2 separate regions of the Homo sapiens genome follow, and region 2 is linked to region 1. Evidence: read pairs that join two places in POLR2A ChIA-PET (ENCODE). Cell type or tissue: OCI-LY7. All regions are shown on one strand.

Region 1 (2,500 bases):
GGCTGAGGTAGGAGGATCCCTTGAGCCCAGGAGTAATCTGGTAATCTGGTATGTTGACCAGCCTGGACAACACAGCAAGAGACCCAATCTATTTAAAAAAAAAAAAAAAAGAGAGAGAAGAAGAAGAAAAAAAAAGAGGGTGGGAGGGAAAGGAGAAAGGGAGGGAAGAGGAGAAGGAAGGAAGGGAAAGAGGGGGTAGAAGAGGAAGAGAGGAGGGGGGAAATCCCCTTTCCCAAACACATATACACACAGTTATCATGAAATAGATTTCTAGCCAAAGATGGGTCCATAGCCTAATACCCAGATCCTGTGAATGTTCACTTATTTGGAAAAACAGTCTTTGCATATGTTATTAAGGATTTTGAGATGAGATTATACATAGGCCCTAAACGCCATCACAAATATCCTTATAAGAGAAAAGCAGACATTTAACACACATACAGAGAAGACGGCAATGTGAAAATGGAAGAAGAGACTGGAGGGTTACGGTCAAGGAATGTCAGCAGCCACCAGAAGCTGGGAGAGGCAAGGGATGATTGCCCCTAAAGCCTCTGGAGCAAGTTCAGTCCTGCCAACACCCTGATTTCAGACTTCTGGCCTCCAGAAGTGAAAGAATAAATTTCTGTTGTTTTAAGCCTCAAAGTCTGTTTGGGGTAATTTGTTATGGCAGCCACAAGAAACTAATACAAATAGCAAAGTTTATGTTTTTTGTTTGCTTGGTTTTGCTATTACCTCTCTGTTTGGGCTTGTTGACCATCTCCTGACCACTGAATGAAACAGACAAACTGAAAACGAAAGTGGGAAATGAAGAAATCTAAGTAAGGGGCCGGGTGCGGTGGCTCACACCTGTAATCCCAGCACTTCGGGAGGCCAAAGCAGGTGATCACCTGAGGTCAGGAAATCGAGACCAGCCTGGCCAACATGGTGAAACCCCCCGTCTCTACTAAAAATACAAAAATTAGCCAGGCGTGGTGGTGGGCACCTGTAATTCCAGCTACTCCGGAGGCTGAGGCAGAAGAATCACTTGAACCCAGGAGGCAGAGGTTGCAGCAAGCCGAGATCATGCCACTGCACTCTAGCCTGGGCTACAGAGTGAGACTCCGTCTCAAAAAAAAGAGAAAGAAATGTAAATAAGATAAGAGAACACAACTGTACATACAGCTGAAAAAAAAATGCTTCCAGACATTAAAAATAATAAACATAAAACACTTAAAAACTTTCCAAATAATTGTCAAGTTTGCCTCTCTAATGAAAGTGTTACATAATTCCAAAGTTAGCATTCTCCTGCTGTCACTCTGGGATAAACTTTAAATTTATATAGTGGAAGAAATACCCAGGTAACAATAACACTGACAGTCCCAGGTACTTCATGGATCTTGAGAAATCTTACAAGATCTTTCCAACGCCTTAACAAACTCAACACTAGTATTTGCAAGACAGCACTTAAAGTCTGCATACATTCACTATACTGTTTTTTGTTTGTTTTGAGATGGAGTCTCCCTCTATCACCCAGGCTGGAGTGCAATGGCGCACTCTTAGCTCACTGCAACCTCAGCCTCCCAGGTTCAAGCAATTCTCCTACTTCAGCCTCAGGAGTAGCCGGGATTACAGGCGCCTACCACCACGCCCAGATAATTTTTGTATTTTTTAGTAGAGATGGGGTTTCACCATGTTGGCCAGGCTGGTCTCGAATTCCTGACCTCAAGTGATCTGCTTGCCTCAGCCTCCCAAAGTGTTGGGATTACAGGCGTGAGCCACTACGCCTAGCCTCACCATACTGTTTGATGTGTTCTGCTTAGGGAAAAAAATTACTGCTAGAGTTAAACCTGAAATATATAAAAGTCCTCCTTTCCAATTTATCTTAAATAACAATCTTACGTAAACTATGCCTCAAGACTGAGCTCATATTTTTCTGTTTTGATTGAAGTTCCTATTTTGCATTTCTCTCATGTAATAGTTATACAGTAATATGCTCCTCCATAAATCATTTACTAAATATTTAATTTTTAACTTTGTAACACTGTGCTTAGCACTATATCAAGAACGTTGATAAACACATCATAATATGGTACTAAATGATCAGAAATTTTTTTCATTGGAAAAACGTGACTTTTCTAACTCAACAATTACTTTTTTGCATGTATTTTTCTTTGGGATTTCTTTTTTGTTTGTCTTGAATAGAGCCCTGAAATTCTTTCTAAACATATTCATAGAATATTTCAAGCTGGAAGAAAAACACTGAAATAGAATCCAGGATAAAATATGCCAGGTATTAAAGACATATTCTGAAAGAAATCATAATTACTTTTGGCTGCTGCATCAAAAGTTCATGTCAGTGTTGAATATGCCATTTAACTACCCTTTACAAAAATGTACAGATCAAACAGAATGAAACTATAAAAGCTCAGCTAATTTAACCAAGTAAAGTTGTTAATTCCAACTTCAAGCAACAAAGTAAATAAGGGTAAAATTTAGGAACTTAATCATTTCTTGATAAAGA
Region 2 (2,500 bases), 50 kb before region 1:
GTAGAGATGGGTTTCACCATGTTGGTCAGGGTGGTCTTGAACACCTGACCTCAGGTGATCCACCCACCTCAGCCTCCCAAAGTGCTGGGATTACAGGCATGAGCCACCACGCCCGGCTACTTCTCCATAACTTAATAATGGTGGGAGGTACAACTCAGTCATATCTGATCTCTATGGGGGAAAATGTACTCTGATTGACAAGGTGGTTTTACAAATCTAACAATTTTCAAACCACTTAATGAATTGTACTGGAGGTAAAATGGTAGACCTTAAAAACAACTAGCCATAAACTCTTATTATATCCCGGCTAGAAAGTTTAATGGCTTGATTAGCTAGTTGATAACTCTGAGTTTTTAACAAGTACTGTATTAAAATCACAAATTTCTCTGAGCAATAGTTGGCTTTTATTATAGGGGAACTTGGTCTGCTGACCCAGAAAGTTCATAGGGCTTAATAACACTTTTTTCTCCAACTAAGCCAAATTATTTCTAACATGTGCCACTCATTCATTCAGCAAACCCATTAAGTATATCAGGGTCAACTATGTGCCTAGAAACCATTTCAGCCACTGAAGGATAAAATAGTAAGACAAAGTCCTGGCCCTCAAGGAGTTTAAATTCTAGTGAGGGAAGTTAGTCAATAATTAAGTAATTTTTTTAGGCTCTTATAACCACCATAGAACCCAAGGCAAACTCGCCTAAAAATGTATACAACCACTGCCTGCCCTACCCCACATACAGCTATGACTAAAAAGCCAGGCACTTTTAAAAAAATACAGATCATCGTGTGTGTGTGTGTGTGTGTGTGTGTGTGTGTGTGTGTGTGTGTGTGTGAATAAAAATAATATTCAATTGCAGGTTTAAAAACAAAAGCAGCAACAATGAACTATGCAACAAAAACTACAAATTTAGAGAATCAAATAAAACTCAAGTGCTGGCTCCTATTATTATGTATCTAAAGGCTGCTAGCTCTCCAAATGCTAATGGCATGGTCAACTGTTTTTGGACAGCCTTCACTCCTGTTTTGACAATGGAGCTGCAAAAACTTGAAAGACACCACTTTTGAGAACCAGGCCCCACTAGATGTCCGCTTAAAACAGACAATATACAGATAAAGCTTTGAACAGAAGACCACGGTTACAGAATGGTAAGTGGCACAGCTGCACCAAGTGATAGTGCTACAAAGTTAAAAGTTTAATTCAAGCATTAATGGCACATAAAAGTTTGTGCAAGATTTAGTTTTTACCCACCTCTCTAATTTTAGATCATGTCACTTCACCTCCTTTGCTCACACTGTCTTTCTTTAAGTTACTCAAAACCGGACAAGCTCTTTATCATTTGAGGACTTTTGCAATATTGTTCTCTCTGCCTAGACTGTTCTCTCCAACCCCCTTGCCTTCCCAGCATGATGGCTCCTCAGCATGACTCACTTCCTCAAAGAGGGTCTTTTTGACCTATTAAAACCAAGACCTTTTCTGTTTTCTTAATCACAGTGATCAATTTTTTTTTCAGAGCACTGTTCAAAATCTGTTATGTATTTACTCACTTGTTTTCTCCCCCGCACCCCACTAGTCTGTAAGCTCCAAAAAGGCAGAATCCTGCTGTCTTATAATCTCCAGCATCTAGCAAAGCACCTGACATACAGCAGGTGATGGTCAATAAATATTTGTGGGATTCATATACATCTATCTTGTGTGCACTAAGTGTGAAGGGCAAAATCATTCTTCTTTTTTTTTTTTTAGATGCACTCTCACTCTGTCACCCCGGCTGGAGTGCAGTGGTATGATCTTGGCTCACTGCAACCTCTGCCTCCCTGGTTCAGGCGATTCTCGTGCCTCAGCCTCCCCGAGTAGCTGGGATTACAGGTGCCTGACACTACTCCCAACTAATTTTTGTATTTTTAGTAGAAACGGGGTTTCACCATGTTGGTCAGGCTGGTCTCAAACTCCTGACCTCAAGTGATCTGCCCACCTCAGCCTCTCAAAGTGCTGGGATTACAGGCATGAGCCACCGCGCCCAGCCTAAAATCATTATTTTCTGCTAAAGGCTGACAGGTGGGTTCCTAAAACTTACTCTCATTATGTGACTAATATAACTGACAATTCCTGATCCAGTAGAAGCTGTACATATTTTGGTTAAAACTGATTGCCTAAGTGGGTCATTCGTTCACTTAATCCTTTATCAAATATTTATTGAGTGCCTACTATGTGCAAGCACTGCTCCACACAAGGAGCTTAGTAAATCAAAATAATAAAAATCTCCTAATAAAAGATTATTATTTTTTGAGACAGAGTCTCGCTCTGTCGCCCAGGCTGGAGTGCAGTGGCGCGATCTCGACTCACTGCAAGCTCCGCCTCCTGGGTTCACACCATTCTCCTGCCTCAGCCTCCCAAGTAGCTGGGACTACAAGCACCCACCACCACACCCAGATAATTTTTTGTATTTTTAGTAGAGACAGGATTTCACCATGTTAGCCAGGATGGTCTCGATCTCCTGACCTC

Evidence for each region. Peaks named below come from ENCODE experiments on the same cell type or tissue, not always from the same donor. Only the 100,000 strongest peaks of a DNase experiment are listed, where the experiment ranks them.
Region 2: POLR2A ChIA-PET joins it to region 1 with 5 read pairs; 6 of 35 experiments call an interaction of 5 or more read pairs at or near these places.

The regions. Positions count from the first base shown.
Region 1 is chr1:28,069,455-28,071,954 of GRCh38, forward strand. All of the region lies in intron 1 of EYA3 (EYA transcriptional coactivator and phosphatase 3), which reads right to left. Among named protein-coding and RNA genes, the nearest start is that of EYA3, 18 kb to the right of the region's middle. In OCI-LY7, no CTCF peak of the experiment used is centred here; no DNase peak of the experiment used is centred here; H3K4me3 peaks cover 2,260 bases; H3K27ac peaks cover 2,500 bases.
Region 2 is chr1:28,019,884-28,022,383 of GRCh38, forward strand. The region is part of intron 7 of EYA3 (EYA transcriptional coactivator and phosphatase 3); the gene reads right to left. Among named protein-coding and RNA genes, the nearest start is that of XKR8, 61 kb to the left of the region's middle. In OCI-LY7, no CTCF peak of the experiment used is centred here; no DNase peak of the experiment used is centred here.